2 separate regions of the Homo sapiens genome follow, and region 2 is linked to region 1. Evidence: read pairs that join two places in POLR2A ChIA-PET (ENCODE). Cell type or tissue: HepG2. All regions are shown on one strand. Links, peaks and the distances in the headings refer to the core of each region. The heading gives the core; the rest is flanking DNA.

Evidence for each region. ChIA-PET counts read pairs that join two places held together with the same protein. Peaks named below come from ENCODE experiments on the same cell type or tissue, not always from the same donor. Only the 100,000 strongest peaks of a DNase experiment are listed, where the experiment ranks them.
Region 2: POLR2A ChIA-PET joins it to region 1 with 8 read pairs; 1 of 35 experiments calls an interaction of 5 or more read pairs at or near these places.

Annotation. Positions count from the first base shown.
Region 1 is chr3:100,056,000-100,066,069 of GRCh38, forward strand. All of the region lies in intron 1 of CMSS1 (cms1 ribosomal small subunit homolog), which reads left to right. The region is part of intron 1 of FILIP1L (filamin A interacting protein 1 like); the gene reads right to left. Among named protein-coding and RNA genes, the nearest start is that of FILIP1L, 53 kb to the right of the region's middle. In HepG2, for the core only: no CTCF peak of the experiment used is centred there; a DNase peak (open chromatin) is centred at 8,232; H3K4me3 peaks cover 370 bases.
Region 2 is chr3:99,915,554-99,925,623 of GRCh38, forward strand. The region is part of intron 1 of CMSS1 (cms1 ribosomal small subunit homolog); the gene reads left to right. FILIP1L (filamin A interacting protein 1 like) reads right to left here. Exons shown (of 6, transcript NM_001387850.1): 4 at 8,677-8,855. The region is part of intron 1 of LOC105374010 (a long non-coding RNA gene); the gene reads left to right. Among named protein-coding and RNA genes, the nearest start is that of MIR3921, 44 kb to the right of the region's middle. In HepG2, for the core only: no CTCF peak of the experiment used is centred there; DNase peaks (open chromatin) are centred at 5,138 and 5,558; H3K4me3 peaks cover 511 bases.

The sequences.
Region 1 (10,070 bases), core at 5,843-9,842:
ATAGCCTAGTTGATCTGGTTGGGGAAATAAGACACAGGTAAAAGAAGATTCATATTTGCTCAAAGTAGCATAAAAGTGCAAGCTATGGTATACCAAGGTCTTAAGCTGGGGCCTGAAGGGAAGGGAAGGCAGGGAGTAGAGAAGAAAGCTACATAGGTGCATTTTACATTACAAAAATGGTAGGGTACCAAATATTATTACCAGCTGAGGGTGTGGCAAGACCCTGGCTAGGAACCAAGTCTGACTCTCAGCTCTGGGATTTCCCCACAACATTTCCAGCTGATAAATTGACAAGTCTCCAATGCATCCTTCCATAAATATTGTTACATTTTCCAGACCTTACATCTACTTTTTAAATTTCTATGGGAGGCTTTTTAGAAACTTACAGCCTAGAAATACTTATTTTAAACAAAAGTGATTTCATATTAAAATAAATAAATTTCAGTGACTGAATGCTTACTACCTGGTGATACAAAGATAACAAAAGTTTATAATCTGCTCTTGTTGAGCTAGAGATATCATTAACATTTTAGCCTCCAGGTCAGAAATGCTGCTAGCCCTTACTGGCTTTATCTGCTTGTGATTAACAAGTTTGTCATAATCTAATTAACACAGCTAATGTTGAGTTTCTAGGCAGCTGGAAACAATAAATGTCTTATTGCTTTGGACTGCCACACAACCAGGTAGCAGCTCTAGACCATTAAAAAAAAAAAAATGGGGCCGGGCGCGGTGGCTCACGCCTGTAATCCCAGCCCTTTGGGAGGCCAAGGCAGGCCGGGCGGATCACGAGGTCAGGAGATCGAGACCATCCTGGCTAACACAGTGAAACCCCGTCTCTACTAAAAATACAAAAAATTAGCCGGGTGTGATGGCAGGCGCCTGTAGTCCCAGCTACTCGGGAGGCTGAGGCAGGAGAATGGCATGAACCTGGGAGGCGGAGCTTGCAGTGAGCCGAGATCGCACCACTGCACTCCAGCCTGGGCAACAGAGCGAGACTCTGTCTCAAAAAAAAAAGAATTGGGCAAGTGATTTTTCCCACAACTTTGGGGTAGCTCTGTAAGAGAACTAATGATTGGCAGGCTCAGGGCAGGAGATTTTAATGGAAAGTCCTGGACCTGCAGTCAGAGAAGCTCTGGTGCTGGCAGAGCCAGGATTTAGCTGTATAATCTTTGCCTGCCACGTGGCTTCTCTGCCCCTCCAGTGGACTAGGTGACTAAAGACCCGTCCCGTTCTAATATTCTGTGACTATTCTCCAAGAGTCTAATCTTTCTGCAGGAAACCAGGAAAGCAGTGAGATGTTACTTTAAGGAAAGATGACATGATCTCTAGGCCAAGCTTCTTGCCCGGCCTTAGGCATGTCAGTTTCAAATACTCATTATATCATCAAGGAAAAAGGCCAATAAAAGCCCAGACCTTTCAAGCTATAGAATCTGCTTATAAATTGGAATGGACAGAGTTGCTGCGGTTTCTCCAAACTCTGAAACATTACATGTTCTTGGGTAACACTAAAATGCATTTTGTGTTCTGCGTCTTATTAAAGTTCTCGTGATATGTCTCTGTAAAAGTCTGCTCCCCTCCTGCAAACAGGGAATGTCCCCTTGGTTATCTGTTACCAGTTAGTTCAGTTGGTTGAAATCCAATGCTTTGGGATCAGGCCCCATATGGGACAGTTGGTTTCATGCAGAGAAGCCCCCTGCTTGCCCGGGTGTTTCATAAATGCATGCATTTGGTCGCAGAAGGTATGGATGTGAGCGTGGCTGGCTCAGCATAACCTACCCCTGCTACTGGAAAAATCACTCAAACCCTAGGTTTTTTTAACAGGGTCACTGCCCTCATCCTTGTTTAGAATTAACAACTGTGAATACAATGCCGGTCCAACTTCTATGTATTCCTCAAAGATCCTGATGACCTTTTACCCAACTAACTGACTGTCTAAATCTTTCGACATCGTGAGAGTCTGATGAAAATAGCTAGTTATTAGAGGCTGACTCTCTGTGAGGTACTATGCTAAGTGTTTGTGTCCATTCTCCCACTCATGCCTCAAAGTAATCCCAGGCAATATGCACAATTTTTTATTTTCTTTTTGCAGTTGAGGAAACTGGCTGGGGAAGTTACCTAGCTTTCCTAGGGCTCCACATTTACTGACTGGCAGAACCAAGACTGAGACTCCTATCTGTCTGACTCTAGAGCCTATGCTATTACTCTCTATACCCTACTGCCTCTCTCAGGCAGAAAATTAAGAGGCATCTGAATACTGTTCTATGTTCAAGGCACGGAACAGAGTTGGAGATTTTAGAAACTGTGATAAGCTCCTACTTACAGAATGAAACTTTGTACAATCAGATGCTTATAAACGGGTATGATTTTCCATTGTCATTCTTTGGAATGTAAAATGAGATCACCTCTGAAGGCAGGCAGAGAAAAGTTGACACATAGTTAAGTGAGGCACAAGTCTGTTCTTGGGTGCTTCTACAAGCTTCCCATTGATGACCTCCTCTCTGTCCCGGCAGCTTGAGATACTCACATCCCCAATCTAAAGCTTTGCTCAGCTTTTGCTCCTCCAACTTTCATTTCAAACACAAATCCCCTTGGTGGACAAAGAGAAAAGTTTCTCTCCGCTTTTTTTCTCCTCTAAATTCCCAAGCACCTCACCACAAACTGACTTCATTTTACACCCTCAAACCCAGAAGCATCAACAGACAACAGGGCCCATTTTTCCTGACTGTCCCACTCAGAGGCTTTTCAGTAGAAGGAGGACGCTGTATAACCTCCTTTGTTAGAACACTGAGTTAAGCCATGACTTCTCTTCTGGAGCCACAGTTTCATATGTGAAGTTTAAAATAAAGTTTAGTAGTTGAGTGATGTGTTTAGTATTCTAGAACCTTTTTCTTTCTGATCTTCTAACTTAACTTGCATTTGAGAGCAAAGGGGCAGTTTGGACAGCATGGAGAAGGCATTTGGTGCAAGTTCAGGAAAAGGTCCTTGGTAACATCCATCTCTTCCAGTGTTTTTCTTTTTAGATTTTGTAGATAGACTTGAAATAAAGGCTACCTTTAGGGTAATTTCTCTTTTACCTAGTCAGCACTACAAAGTAAAGCTTAAAGTTTCATGGTTTTCCTTAAAAGAAAGAACAGATTGACTAACTTCACTGTTGATACAGAAACATATACTTGGAGTTGAAGAGCTTTGTTAGATACTCTAGGTTGTTTCTGTCCAGTTTCTGGGAAGCTATCCTTTAAAAAATACAATGCCTCTTAATTTTCTTTTTCCTTAAAGGGCTTTATAAATCTCTGGCATTTGAGGCTATAATGGGACGAGCCTTCCATGTGACATCTTTTTTGAGACAATGAAAAATGCTTCACACCTGTGTCCTTGTCCGTGGCTTGCTTTTAGCCTCATCTCCGTGATCATCACTGCTTTCCCCTGCTTCTTCACTCTAGCCTTGCTTCCTTTCATTCAGGAAGCATTTTTTTTTAGCACCTGTTATTAAATAATGGTGTGCTAGGCCCTGAGGAGGTGAGGAGATGAAGACAAAGTTTCTATCCTCCAAGGGTAGAGGGTGTAGTTCAGAGGTTGAAGATTCAAACAGCGTTAGGAGCCAGGAAGGTTTGTGAGCCAGAAGGCGGGGGCCAAGTGCAGGACAGAGTAGTGACTGGGACTGTACTGTAATGAAAAGGACCCATCATGCCTGAAGAAGTCAGTCATTACACAACTCCAGCTGACTGGAACCATCCATATGTGCCGGCCTAGAATTGTCAGAGCTTCCAGTTTGTCAAGAGAAATCAGAAATCCAGATTTCTGTGTGTATGTATCATCTCCTGATTTTTAAAAAACTCTGGCAACTAATTCATATTCTTCAAAAACATCATGTAGGCCAAACAAAACATGCATGTGGACTGGATTCAACCTATGAGCCTCCAGTCTGGGGAGTTCTGGCCTCGTTAGTGAGGTAAATCACATATGTATGAAATGATTAATTTAAAATGTGACCCATATGACTAGGGGTGGCACAGGCAGTTTTCCTGCTGGAGGAGGACGGTTGGGGAAATGGGGGCGGGGGGAAGATGGGCTCCAGGTACATGTGCCCTCAGCTGTGCCGGGTATGGTAAAGGGATTTGAGGAAACTGGAGGTGTGTGTCACATGGTGGGTGGGCTACGGTGCCAGACTGAAGAGGTTGAGATTTACTTTCTATGTCATGAGGAGCCCCTAAAGATTTTTTTGATCTACTATTTTAGAAAATAAAATCTACTGGGAGGTAAAGGAGTGAAGTACCATGCAAGGAGAAACCATGAGGAGACTCTTGCCTTAGTACTTTAACTGTTTCCCACTCCACCTCCTCTTCCATCCCTTTATACCACATCCAAAAACCATCTTCCTGATGCCCTTCTAAGAGAAGGCAGCTCCTTGGCCTAGCAAGGTAGCTTTAAAGTATGCCAATGCCCTAAACGAAAACAAGAAAATGAAATCAGAGCACATTAGAATAGCATCTTCACCCAAGAAAAAAAAAATACATAAAAATGCTTAGCTACCACCTCTCACTGAGTAAAAACCACCACTTAAGAAACAAATAGGGGCTCGGCGCAGTGGCTCACACCTGTAATCCCAGCACTTTGGGAGGCTGAAGCAGACAGATACCTTGAGCTCACAAATTTGAGACCAGCCTGGGCAATATAGTGAAACCCCATCTCCACAAAAAATAGAAAAACACAAGATTTAGCCAGGCACAGGGTGTGTGCCTGTAGTCCCAGCTACTCTGGAAGCTGAGGTGGGAGGATAACGAGCGTGGGAGGCGGAGGTTGCACTAAGCCAAGATCACACACCACTGCACTCCATCCTGGGCAATAGAGCCAGATCTTGTCTCGAAAAAATAAAAATAAAAAACAAATAGGGCATCTCTTTGAGCCATACAGATCTATCAATGGCCTGCATGGCTTTGAAATGGAAGTGCAAGTTGCAGAACCACATCCTCATTAACCGCACGAGGTGATGAGTTGCAGCATAGCAATAGCCACACACAAGAAACCACACCCTTTGCCCCAAGATTTATTAGCAGGGCTTTCTCTCTTAAGTGGCCAATAGATGTGCACATAGAAGTTGACCTTTACTTCTAATCAAGGCAGAAAGGCACTGTTAAAATTTAAAAAAAAAAAAAATTTTAAAAGGAAGGAAGGGTACAATTTTTAGATTTTAAAAACTATACTTCTTCTAAATAAACCTAAAATACCAAAAACAAGTGATCCCTCTGTACACACTGAGTATGTTTGTGTAATGAGAGGCTCCTTATCTCTGGACAGCCAGATGGGGTGAGTCCAAGTTGGGGCCAAGCACATGACATTCGAAAATCTTCACAGGTGGTTGAGGACCCTGCACAGTTTTGCTTAGAGATTAAAACTTAAATGTTTGGCTGATGTAGGCAATTCTTGGTTATTCCAGGGTGTTAATTTTCCCAGGCCCTTGTTTTACTTTCTTTCTCCTCCTACCCACATTTTCACTATTTTATTTCTTATTAATACCTCCTGCAGAGAATGAAAAGAAGAAGAGAAAGAAGATGGAACTTTTTTAAAAAATTGCTTTACCTCATAATAAGAGCAGTACTAATAATTACAACACCATTAACAACCACTAGCATTTCTTGGACTTTTATTGCATTCTAGGTGCTAAGTGCTTTACACATATGAATTCATTTAATTCATTTAACCCTCACTACCTCCGAGGTGCATGTCGTTATCCTCCCATTCTGAGGTGAGAAAACTGAAGCACAGAGAAGGTAATGCAATACCCAAGGACTCACAGCTAGGAAATATCAGAGGCAAGATTTGAAGCCAAGAAGACTGATTCCAGAGACTTCACTTTTTTCATTTATTCATTTATTGTGGTAAAATATATATAATACAAAATCTGTCATTTTAACTATTGCTAACTGTGCAGTTTAATAGCATTAAGAACATTCACATTGTTATGCAACCAAGACTACTACCCATCTCCACAAACTTTTTCATCTTCCCAAATTGAAAGCCTTTACTACTCTATATTACTTCCCTAGTAATACTTAGAGATCTGGAAATATCCACTTGTGGTTATCCTGTCTTCTTCTTTTTTTTTTTTTTTTTTTTTTTTTTTTTTTTTTTTGAGACGGAGTGTTGCTCTGTCCCCCAGGCTGGAGTGCAGTGGCGCGATCTTGGCTCACTGCAAGCTCCGCCTCCCGGGTTCAGGCCATTCTCCTGCCTCAGCTGCCCGAGTAGCTGGGACTACAGGCGCTCGCCACCACGCCCAGCTATTTTTTTGTATTTTTAGTGGAGACGAGGTTTCACCGTGTTAGCCAGAATGGTCTCGATCTCCTGACCTCGCGATCCACCCGTCTCGGCCTCTCAAAGTGCTAGGATTACAGGTGTGAGCCACCGCGCCCGGTCTATCCTGTCTTCTTTTAACAGAAGATTTTGAGCCCTTTAAGCCTTAACTTCATTACTTCTCCATTAGTCCTCTGTGTTATGCATGCCTTGCAGCCAGTCCCTCATACGGGGGTCAGTCACACCAACCTCTCCAGGCTCTGAAGTGCTTCTGTTTTTTCCAAGAGATTTGTGTGTTGGCATATGCATGGGCAATTAGAGCTACATCACCTCTGCTGCCTGTCTTTTAACATTGATTCTAAGCTGCATACTAATTTCAAAAATCTCAAAACCCTAAAAGAAATTTAAAAGCCCCTATATCTTAGGCTTAAAGAAATAAACTCTTTGTCCTGGCTGAGATGTCGTTGTGAAAAAGCTTTGTCCTGGTTCCTCAGCATTCGCCCTACACCTGTCTGGCCCAAGCCTCCTCCCCTCCAGCCTGGATTACTGTGATGACTAGTCCCCCAACTCTCAGTTACTTGTACAAAGTGGACATCATGAGACCTGGTTCTAGTCTTATAACCTTGAGCAGCTTGCTTAATCTCTCTGAGCCAGCAGACGTTTTGTTCAGCACGAAAGGAGGATAGAAATAGATGTTTCCTTTTGACACATAAAGGCAAAATTTCTAGGAGTTCTCAGGCATCCTCAAGATGGCATTTGGAGTTCATTGAGGCCAAAGTCAGAAGAACTTTGAACTATATTATATGCCTCTTTGTCATTATTTTATCAGTTGGCACCCTGTTTTGTTTTGTTTTTACTGCTGAGGTATCAGTACCCTCACCCACTACTTGTTGTCCATTTAAAATCTGCTTACCCTAGAACTTCACCTCTGGCTCACTTGTTCCCAAATAAGCCCTGGTACTGCTTCTCATTTTTCCTTTCTCCTCAGTTTAGAAATAAAATTTTAACAGAAAATTTAAAAATTGGTTCCACACTCAGTATTATAATGATCTCAACCAACCATTAAAGGGTCTGAATGACTTATTACTATATATCTGAATTATTGTATTCTTCTTGGTGTAATTATTATTATAGTATTATTATCTGAATAGCTTTTTACTGTAACTCAGAATGATGGCCTTAATTTTCTCCAGGTGAATTTACTTTAAAAAAAAGAAAAACTTTATAAATCAAATTTAAAGGCTCCTAAGCTTCCATCCCACCCTGCATAATTAGCAACTAATGTGCAGATCTGAATACTTTCTCATCCAGACTTTGGTAGTCTTTTAAAAGTTATTTTAAGGATTATTTTAATCTGGGGACTTGACTTTTCATTAAATACCACTTTTTAACTGGTTAGTGAGTTGTGTGTGTTGGGTTTTTTTCTAGTTTGCAAGGTTGCAAGAAAAAAAGTCAACCTGAATAAAATTTCATATCAAAACTCTGGACTTCAGGGTACAGAGGAAAACTAATTTTTAAAGCATCTAATTTCTTCTCTCTGTAAAGAGGATTCCATTAAAGAAATAAAGTGATTTGTTCTGTTACTTGAAGTATAGAGAAAAACCTAATCAAATGTTAAAATCTCTCCACATGTTTACCCCAAGACTGTCAGGAGTACATACCGTCAGCCAAACCCATTGGTGCCAGTACTGAATGTTCACACTTAAGGTTGGAAAAGTTGCTTCTAGTTCTCCTCTCAAACCTCGGACCTCTAGAAGCAGGTGGAAGAGTTCTTGTTTTGTTTGTTCTTTGTTTTGTTGCTTCTGGTTTCAGAGAACCCAGAAGAATGGAGATTTTGAAAGTGAATTTGAGGTCTGCTGTAAACCTTCAAGGGCTCTTTCCTGTTAGGATTGTGGGGTTGTCTTCCGGGAATGTATTTAGGACGTGTGGTGGATTGGGAAAGAGGAGGATGTATCAAAGTAAACATTTCATGAGCTTCTGCTTTGCAGTTTAACTTACTAATAGACAAAACTTCTGACGATTTCCTGTGTATCCTAAAGGACCAATTTGCCACCAGCTCCCCAGTCCCACGGCCTCTCTTTTTCCAGCTAATCCTGACCCCCCCAACACCCTTTTTTTTTTTTCAACATTAAAGCCACTCATTCAATGTGCAACAGTGTTCGTGTTTGCCAGCCCCTTACTGCATTAAGTGTGCTGTGACTTCTTGGTTTAATTTGTGATGTAGCTGGTTTTCATTCTTTATGTTTTGACAAATGCCACCCACTATTATATGTAGAGAACTTTAAGATCCTTTGGCTCTCCAGAGGATAGAAGGCCCTGGAGCAGAGGAAGGGAGACTGGCAAAAGGGCTTGGAAAATGCTTACAGACCTAATGGAACTTTTTATTTCCACTTGCTGATTTTCTTTAGCTTCAGATTCATTAAGGGCATGTTGGCAAATCATACTCATCTGTAAGAACATTCTAATAAGTTCCGTGTTGCTGTCTACTACATGAGAGTCAATTTGACAAACAGCTAATTTTTTAAGGAATTCAGCAGTTGGATTTCCACACAGTAAAAAGATTGGTAGAGGGCAGAGATTTGGCCAGGGGCCTGGGGGTGGGGTGGTGGGGCAGGGGGACTAACAAACATGTATTGCTGTTGCTGCCTATGCAATGTATATCTACTAACATATGTTAAACACACACATACACATGTGTGTGTAACAAAACACTATGCTAGGCATTATGTGTGAGATGAGGAACAAGATACAGTTCTTGCTTTAGGGTCAGTCTCATAAGATTGTAAACTATGAGCCCAAATGCCTGAATTATAAGACAGTATGGAATGTATATATAATTAATATATACACTGGGCAGTCTACTTAGTGTGATGTAACAATGCGGGTTCCCAGGCCCCACCCCAGACTTACTGAATCTGAATCTCTGGGAGTACCATCCAGCAATCTGTGTTTTAATTAGCTCCTATGTTTTAACGAGAATATCCAGATAATGCTTTTTCCTGCTATAGTTTGAGAACCATTGCTCTAAATTGCAATTCTCAGGCCAATCTAACCTTCATGATAGGCATTATTATCCACTCACAGGTAAGGAAGTGGAGAGTCAGAGGAATAAAGTAACTTTGCCTAAAATCATCCTGCTAACATTATGGCAGTCTAGATTCAATCCCAGTTCTGTTGAACCACATATTGTCTGTATCCTCCATCTACCCGTGGCTGCCTCATCCTAGAAACTATTGTCAACCACATATAAGCCATTTTTTCTAAGATTTCATTCTTGGTCTTCCACTTTTCATCTTACTCTTTCTTCCTAATGAAAAAAGTATTCACTTTAACCATTTTACCACTGCCATAGTGCCCCATAGTTGTCACCATTATAAAGCTGAGGTGCAAATGACACTTGATTTGTTTTCCTTGCTATGTCATCACCACCTGTATTCTTGTATCTAATTAGTCCAACAGCCTCTCAGTTCATATTCAGATTCAAGGTGGAGAATAAAACGTTATATTTCAATACTAATTCAATTCCATCAATAAATGTTTATTGGCCAGGTATCATTTACCTAATACTGTGTTCTATGCTGTAAGGTAGTGGTGCTCAAAATATGGCTCCTGGATCAACAGCATCACCTGGGGACTTTTCAGATATGTAAAGTATTAGGCCCCACACTGGACCTTCTGAATCAGAAACTCTGGGAATGCGACCCAGCAATATGTACTTTTAAAACCCTTCCAGATTATTCTAATGCACATTAAAGTTTGAGAGCCACTGCTATAAGGGATAA
Region 2 (10,070 bases), core at 3,766-7,765, 140 kb before region 1:
TAATACCACCAAACTAACATTTCTGTTTCTCTAAGTAGAGTGATTTACCAAAAAGAAGAAATGAGTCTTAATGGTTTAAAAAAAAAAAAGTTCACAGAGCACTGTCTTGCCCAGCTCAGTGTTATACAGTGTTAGATCATTAGGACATTCAGCAATTCTCCTACACTAAAGGAAATAGGATACAACCATGCCTTGAGTATAAGCCCTTATTTTGCCTCCTCTGTATCCTTTGTTGTCATTAGCCTGCAACTTTGCATTGCACTTATTGATGTTATGTCTGTCTCCCCTATACTAAACAATATGCCACTTGAAAACTCTTATTAATTGTCACATTATTAGAACCCAGTATAGGGTCTACATAAATGCTTTCTTGGCAACTCAAAAATATACCTATTGGTATCATGCAGAGTACATAAGTAAACTGCTTTGAAGAAAGGCAAATTTGAAGAAAGATACGTGTAATGGTTAATTTTATGTGTCAACTTGACTGGGCCATGGGATGTCTGAATAGCTGGTTAAACATTATTTTGAGGTGTATCTGTGAGAGTGTTTCCAAAGAGGTTAGCATTTTAGTTGGTAGACTGCCTTCCCCAGTGTGAGTAGACATCCTGCAATCTGTTGAGAGCCAGAATGGAACAGAAAGCTGAAGGCAGGTTGAATTAACTGCCTGGGTTAATTGCACTGGCACATCAATCTTCTGTCCTTGCCACTCCTGATTCTTAGGGCTTTAGATTGGGAATAGAATCTACACCATTGATTTTCTAGCTTTCAGGTCTTTCGGCTACATGACTGGCTTTCTTGGGTCTCCAGTTTGAAGACAGCAGCTCATGCAACTGCCCAGCCTTCAGGATCATGTGAGCCAACACTTTATAATAACGGTTTATACACACACACACACACACACACACACACACACACACACACACACACACGTTCTGTTTCTCTGGAGGACCCTGACAAATACAGTGCTAATGGTCACTGAGTGCTTTTTATGTGCTAGACACCTTACTTAGCACTTGCTGTGCATTATATAATTAGTAATCACAGGAACCTATGAGATCTCTATCATTTTTTAAACAGATGGTGAATCGGAGACTTAACAAGATTAAATGCTTTGCCCAAGGTCAAATAGCCAGTAGGATCAGATGAGAGGATGGGACCATGCTTCATGGTCCATGCTCCACGTTTGTTGTTCTAACTCGAGTCTATGCTTTTAACTCTGATACCCTGTGCTCTTCCATAAGGCCTTTCTGTGCAGTGATACTCACTCATCACTTGTGCCAGCCATCATCTTCACGGCTGGCCAAAGCTGTTTGGCTTCATCTTCTCATCTGAAGAATTAATACACTTGCCAGGAAAGTTTACCTATGAGTTGCAAATTCAGGATACAGTTTAATTCTAATATCCCACCTTGATTTTCACTTATGAGGCAAAAATTTCTATTTTGATATGGTTTAGTGGCTCTTATTCCTCTTTATATTTTTTAGTCCAAATGGAACAGAAGTTTGAGGTTGCCTTTCCACATTCAGTTTTTGGCTACCTGTTTTATAGGGCTGTTAAACTAGTAACCACCAGCTAGTTAGTAGATGTATTATAGAGTATTTACTGTATGTCCTGCATTCTCCTAGGGCTGTGCTGGCTGTTGGATAATTACTGTGTTTAATCTCCTTTTTGCCTGATCTTCCACAGTGTTGCAACAGTGGTGTCTGTGCCACAGAATGAACACCTGCATTCTTCCTAAATTATCTACAGATTATTTTGAGTGCCTTGTCTTTTCACCTGTATTTTAGTTGTGTGTAAAATTTATCTTGGACCTCCCGTAACACCAGGCACATAGTTTGAGTACCTAGGAATGATTCTAGGGATATTCTCTAGAATATCATCAAATATATTGTCAGGAGAGCTGGCTTCTACTCTGACTCTGCAACTATTTAGCTGGAAGATTTGGTGACTTTTTTTTATCTTGGGCTTGAGAGGCCTCACTTTTCTCAATTCAAAAAATCAAAGCATTGGTCTAGATTGCTAGGTCTTTTCTAGCTTAAATTCTTGGCTTCTGAGATTTCTGTAATTTTTTATAGTTATCTGGTAGATTGATTCATGGTGGTTGTATTAACAGGAATAAAAAAGTTGTGAGTGGACTTGGATGTGCAAAGGTGATATTAGGTTAAGTTTCAAATATGTGGAAGCAGTAGGGTATACCGAAATCTAGATGTCCTTTAAGAATGGATGTACAGATTTGGATTTAAAGTTGGTGGTAGTCACTGTCATTCTCACTGACCTCTTTTGGTAGTGGAGTTAGAATCCTAGGCTTGAGGTAAAAGGTACTTGTTCATGACAATCACATAATCACAAATTTTTAGGTGTGAAAGAGACACAGAAATCATAATCATATGCCCTGCCCTTGTTTGTTTGTTTTTTGTTTTGTTTTGTTTTGTTTTTTTTGAGACAGATTCTTGCTCTGTTGCCCAGGCTGGAGTGCAGTGGCGTGATCTCGGCTCACTGCAACCTCCACCTCTTGGGTTCAAGTGATCCTTCTGCCTCAGCCTCCTGAGTAGCTGGGATTACAGGCGCGCGGCACCACGCCCGGCTAATTTTTGTATTTTTAGTAGAGACAGGGTTTCACCATTTTGGCCAGGCTGGTCTCGAACCCTTGACCTCATTATCTCCCTGCCTTGGCTTCCCAAAGTGCTAGGATTACAGGTGTGAGCCACCACGCCCAGCCCCTTGTTTTATATACCAGAAAACTAAAGATTTGAGGAATGGAATTTGCCAAAAGTTATACATAGCTGCAGATCAGGTCTGCAGACCAGACTGCCACTATCTCTAAGCTCCTGGTTCATCCCTCACTAGGCTTGTTAATGTTTTCTTTTTAGCATTCATAGTATTCTTTTGTAAGCAATAAACTCACTATCATGTATGTTCAAATACACATTCAAAATTATTTGTAAAATTTAGTTCAGAAAACTAAATTTCTGGGAAGGAAAAGCAATCAGGTAGCATTGTCACTCTATCTGAATTTTGACCTCTGAAATTAAAAGGCATTGTATGGAAACCGCTGAATTGTGCAGTTTTAAGAGTATGGTTTTATGACATCTGTTGAAAGTTAAGTCATGATGGACGGTCCTAAATGGTTTTTTAGTACCCACATGAGGTAATTAATCTCTCTGCATCCCTTTTCAGATCCTGTGTTAGGTCCAGCATGTATGAACACAAGGCTGATCATGTCATAATTCTGTATAGAATTACAATAACAAAATATTTGTTTGCAGTGGATCTCCATTTTGTTCTGTCAAAGAACTAGATGCCCATGACAAAGGTCAAATGGAGATCTGGCATCCATTTCAATACTTGTAAGACATAGTCTTGAGAATATGTAATACAAATAGCTCCTTGCCAGAAAAACTGAAAGGAAATGATTGCATTTGAGTACAATGTATTCTACAACAATAGTTTAGTGTGTATGAAATTTAAAACTGCTGGCTTTCAAAATATTTTTTTTAAGTAGACTTTATTTTTTTAAAGCTTTATACCCACTGTGTATTGCTTTGTAGGATACCCTTAAAAGCTGAGATTTAAGACCAAAGAAACTGAAAATCTTAATGGCACGATATTGAATTCTCTAGTAAAATACTTTAGTTTAATGTGTTTATTGATTTCTCCTGAATGTTCTGTCTTCATGAGCATTAATGTTATTACATTAGTTTACCATAGTGGTGCCTTTTTTTCTACCCGTCATGAACTCATAATGCCTTAGAAGAATCAGTATCAGGTCTTAAAGCCTGCAGTGGTGTCTTTGTTTTACACAATGAACAAATATTCAGGATTGTATAGGTGAGGACCACATCTACCTTGTTCGCCCAGTATCTAGTATGGGACCTGGCTTGCAGTAGACATATATATTTAATCAATTATTGTTTTTGTTTTGTTTTGTTTCAGTTAATGAATGGCAAGTAGCACTAGCTCCAAACTAATGAGTTTAACCTAAAAATTAGATAAATTAACTCATTCATGTATGTATTTCAAGGAGGTTTCCAAATCCTCTAGAAAGAAAATTTGATGTTTTTGAGAGAAGCCTTTAAAAGTGGTCTGATTTACTCAGTTAACAGTAGGGTCAAATATGGCTCAAGCAGTGTTTTAGTCACCTTGTCTGATGCAGTCTGGAAAAATAGGCCTGTCATAATAGAAAAGGATTGATGGTGAAAATACTTGTTTATAAAGTTGTTTCAGCCAAAGGGAGAGGTGGAAGTGCTTTGTTCTTCATTGAAACTTAACAGCAAAGAACTTCCCAGGGTGTGGTCAAGGCAACAACACTTGAAGCTGGACACCTGGTGACTTTCCTCCAAAGGGCCCTAAGGCCTCTGCACCACTGTTCTATCTAGTCAAACTTGGACAGAAAAGGAACAAGAGATTAATTCTACCTTGACTCCTTTCTTTGTGGTGTTTGAGAAGCTACCATTTGAACTTCTGATTTACAAAACTGAACTATCAGTGCTAACCTACTAGGCCAAGATTTTATGAAAAGTAATTTAAGGCTTTAACACAATCCATGGTTGAAGCCACAGTTTTATACAGAGCTGCCATAACAATATTTCTTTCCTGCTTTAGTTGTTGTTTCAAGACCAGAAATGCAGTAACATATATGGATAGCATACATAGTTTGTTTTAGAATTCTAAGAAAGAATGCATGGTTTCAAAAAAAAGCAACTCTTTTTTTTCTTCAGAGCCTTTTGCCCCATTGAAACTGAAAAAGAAAAAAAAATATGCAAGCTTTTTTGAAAGTACAGACAAAATTGGCATTTCACTTATGGGAAAATTTTGCAAAATTACATTGACTAAAAGTACTGTGAAGCCACACAGAAAGGCCAAAAATTATTGGCATTGCTTTTGTGTAAAAAACCTTTTACATAGACTCCACCTGTAATTCAGCCAAGTACATAATTCAGGTCATTGGTGACACACGTATCCACATGTTGGAGCTGGTCAGTGAACGTTGTCATGAAACATGGATAGAATATTACCATATGGACAGACCAAACCGCACAGATTACAGCTAAGGAAACTTTGCATTAACATGCCTGGGAACAGGCTTTCCTGAGCTGATCCCTGCCCCCACCCACCCTCAGTGGGAAAGCCAATTGCTTACTGATTACGACAGCGACATCACTTGGCAAACATTTTGGCCTGAGCTCAATGTGTGACATCAGTCTCCTTTAGGGTTTTCCACATAAAACAAATTCTCCAAAGAAAACACAGAAATTGAGCCTTAATTTGAAATCCATTATTACATCCTCTGAGGTCTCATTAACTACCTCAATCACGTAGTTCTTAATTTTTGTTTTATTTCCAGGTAGATACAAACCAACACTTAGAATGTGAGCAGTAAACCTTTACCGTGTTTATTTCAGAGTTTCAACCAGATACCCCTTTGTATCTATTTTCAACCAACCTCCCTTTTACTGGGGTTATGATATCTTTGTTTCACTGCTGGGAGGGTTGCTAGTTTGGGAGTGGTTTACAACACTTTGTTTGAGGAAGGAAGTAAACATTGTTCTTTGACCCTTCAGGATAAGTTAGTCTCACTTTTGTGGGAGGCAGCTGTGTCCTTGAGAGAAAGCACTCAGTGAAGTTGGAAGGACTCAGTCATGGTGTGTTTTGCCATGTCACTTGAAAGCAAGGCACACTACGGGTATTTCACACTCTTGTGTGTAAGCACCTCCTCTGAGCGTTTATTTACCTGAAGTCATTAGTTTCCCCCACTTCCTGTTTCGTTAGATGGTATTCATTTAATACTACTTTGATGCACATGGCCTTAAAGCAGATAGAAGTCAGTTATGCCTCATGAGGCCTGCAGTCTCCCAGCAGAAGGCAGGAAAGCATGAAGGGTGGACGTGAATGGGCCCACACTACCAAGATACTGGAATTGTGATGTTCAGGCAAAGCAAGGGAAGTCACATATGCATCAAGGGAGTTGAGAATAGGTTTAATATTGTCACATTCAAAGAATTCCATCTGGAAGGTGTTCCTTGGCATATAGAAATAGATGAATATTCTCATATCTTCTGGAATGGCTAAACAGAGTGATAGACACTTTTTCCTACTTCTTGTTAATGGCATGTTCACTTTAATTATTCTTCAAGGTAAAGAATCCTATAAAGGAAACTTTATATCCTATAAAGCTAAAAGTAATCTCTTAAGTTCTTTCTCTTAAATTCATTTTATATATTTCAAAATACTATTCTTCATATATTGATTTAGTAGTATACACTTTACATTTTTCCCACAATTTTTCTTTTCCTCCAGCCCATGGCCTTTATCCCCACTGATCTTTTGTTCCCATTTCTCAGTGTTGTTCCTTCTTGCTCTCTTGGTTTAAATAATCTTTGCCATCTGCCTCCCAACATTCCAGTATAACTTCAGGATAGCCCTCTCCAGCCTTCCTCCAGAAGATAGTAGAGATACACAGTGAATATCAGAACTCTCCTCCAATAGCCCTTCACATTCCCACCATAAATCTGTATCATCTTGCCTTTTCATTAATGTGGTAAGCCCCCTGGGCAGGGACAGTCTGTACCTCTTTGTATTATGCCAGGCAACACTCTGACCGTGATCAGTAAATGTTCATAATAATGAAAGATGAAAGAAAGTGTCTGTGTTCAGCAAGTTAGTGCCAAATAAGTATGGAGGCCAAATGAGGCCACTAGTGCCAAACCACAGGGGTTCAAAATAATGTTTAATATAACATTGTCTCATTGAATAACAAATCTTATATTGTAATGTCTGAGTCAAATGTTTCTTTGGTGCCAGATTTCTTGTGCTCCTTTAATCTGTCCCTGTAGATATTTCAGAGTTCATGAGGAGCAAGTTAGTAGGACCTTTCCCCTGCCCCCTCTCTGCCGTGTAGTGAAAAATAAACCTCCTGGAAAAAATAGAGTGAATATAAGTGCCATGGATTCTCTGGCACTCCGAAAAAATGCCTACCATAAAGTATATGGAAAATAAATGAAAGTTTGCTATTAGCCTAGATATTGAGGTAACTAACTTAAGTTACCTAGCTGAAGTATGAATTGGAAGTAGTTGAATAAGCCATTTGAGATTGGTTACTTTCCATCTTTTCAGTATCAATAGAGAGGGTTAATTGTCCTTTCAGTTTCATATGGATGCTTATACTGTCTACAGTGGTTCAGAATAGAGGGTCAAAGTAGAACAAAATAATCTACCCTACATATGGTTAGAAAATATTTACCAACCAAACTCTCCTTTTTTGCAGCCACGCTTCTCAAAATGCTAGTTCACATTTTAAGCTTCTACATTCTTATTTCTTATTTTGTTTTTTAAAGCATTGCAATTTGGCTTCTGCCCTTACCACTTTATTGAAATGGCTCATTAAGTTCCTCAGTATTTTCTTCATTGCCAAATCCTGGGACATTTCATTCTTTTCTGCATTATTTGGTGCTATTTGACTGTTCACTCTCTTTTTAAAGTCTTTGCTCACTTCATTTCATTGCCTTCTTTGTCTTCTGGTTCTTCTAAGCTTCCACCATTTTTTTTTTTAGCTTCCATTTTCAACCCCCTTTTTCTTCCAGAAAACTGCCAAGCCTTGATGTATTCTAGGGTTCCCTTTCAACATTCTCTCTTCTCACCACACCAACACCCACAGTTTCAGCTATCACCTGCTGCAGGTCCATATCACCAGCCCATCCTTCTACAGACCTATATTTCTGACCATGGGTTGACTTTATACATATTATTCTTTACACCAGATACTGTAATATACCAAGGTACCTCATACTCAACATGTCTAAACCAGGACTCATCTCCTACCTACTCACCAAGTAGAAACCATCCTGCCTGATCAAAATCCTACAACACAGAAAACTGTGCCCCATTCCCATATTTCATATGTTCCTGAATAGCCAGGAGTGCTTCTCAGTAACTCCTTGTTTTCCTTGCTCTTCTTTCCAGTCTAACCAGTCACTAATTCATATTGACTAAACATCATAAGTAGTTCATGCGCACACCCCCCTCCCAACCTCATGGCTGTTGGAACACATCCCCTCATCTTTCTCATCTGGATATTTGCCTCCTATGTGAGTTTCCTGCGCCCAGTCTAAAGCTCCTCCAGTTGTTCCTCCATGTTCCCTTAATCGTTCTTTAGGAAAGCATAACTGATCATCTTATTTTCCCTTTCACAATTTTCCATTTGCTCCTTCAGGCCAACAGTATAAAGTCCAGCTGCTCAAGGCAAGCCTTTCCTTTTCTCATCCTACAATCATGCCCTATGCTGTAGCCATGTGAAAAGCTTGAGTTCCCTCAAAATGCAGGTTCTTTTCTCACTTCTATACTAACACACTTATTTCACCCCTTGCCATGAATATGGTTTTCATTCTTGTTTGCCTAGGGACTAGACCCCTGTTGCCTGGTCTTTGCAGCCTTCACAGGGCACTCCCTTCAAGAGTTAGGGGCCTAACATTTATGGTTCCACAGTCCTTATCACACATCTGGTTATCCATACATTGTACTGATAATGTCTTCAAACATATCCTTTTCCTCACCCTGGACTATGAGATCTTTGAGAACAGAGACTGTGTCATATTTATCTTTGTATCCCTGAGACCTGGTACAGTGGCCAGCTCATAGATTGCAGAATGGGACATTGTTTGCCCAAAGCAGCCTTACCTTTCACATTCCTGTTCTAGTAGGCATATGAATTCATCACTCTTCTCCATGTATTCTTTATGTTTTCTCTTTTCTTCCTCCAACTCCAATATGGTTTGCCTACGGGATTTTTCTGCCACTAAAAGCTGTCCCAGGATTCGTCTGTAAGATTCTTTATGTTTTTCCACAACTTTGTCCAACTACGAAAGAAAACATTTATAGCCTGTTACCAAATTGTTTATATACTGTTGTCTTTCACTCTTTTAGAAATGTCCCTGTTTTGATTAATTCGGCAGTGGGTTTTTTTGGTTTTTTGTTTGTTTGTTTTGAAACAGTTTTCGCTGTCGTTGCCCAGGCTGGAGTGCAATGGCGCGATCTCGACTCACTGCAACTTCCGCCTCCCGGGTTTAAGCGATCCTTCTGCCTCAGCCTCCCAAGTAGCTGGGATTACAGGCATGCGCCACCATGCCCAACTAATTTTTTTTGTACTTTTAGTAGAGACAGGGTTTCTCCACGTTGGTCAGGCTGGTCTTGAACTCCTGACCTCAAGTGGTCTGCCTGCTTCGGCCTCCCAAAGTGCTGGGATTACAGGCATGAGCCACGGCGCCCGGCCAGCAGTGGGTTTTTTATCTCCTTGTTTAGTGTTTATTCTCTTGTTAATTGATACTTTTGGGTGCATTTCAATACAAATGTAGTCTCTTTATTGCCATCAAATTTTTCTTGACAGAATAATCTGTGTCCCTGTGGGTATCAACTGTTTCCACATAACCTCTTTCTGACACTCTTATGTCTCTCTCCTGAGAAGCTACATTAAAGAAATGACAGGAAGTAAGAGAATCCTTGCACGGTGCTGGATTCGCAGCTGCCCTAGCTGATCTCTTCTGCCCCAGCCCACCCTATAGTTCTCTGTACCAGTATATGCCTCTTGGATCGCTCTACCAGGACATGCTATGATTTTCATTTTATTATACATCAAGGTATTTCCATTAAAATAGATCTATGAATAGATAATCTATTATGTGTTGGTGTATAGTGTGAATGTCACCAAATGTAAGTACTAAGTCCATTCAGATTTTCACAGCACTATACTTACATCTTTTTTACAAAATGATCAACCTGTGGCTGATACATGTGTTTGTCTCCCCTGCTAGACTGTGAACTCCCTGAAAGCTGGGCCTACATCCTTCTTTTTTTATTTTATTTTTAATCCTTGGCATCTAACAGAGTGCCTTGCTTATAAGAGGTGCCCAGTTTACAGACTGGAAACAAAACAAGCAAGCAAGGAAACTGAGATTTTTTTTGTTTTGTTTTGTTTGGTCACACATCTGCCTTTATTGTGAGCAGCATGTGGGACACTTCCAGCAGTAGTTTAAAAAAAATTTTTGATTAACAAAAGTAGGGATTCAGAGAAGCTG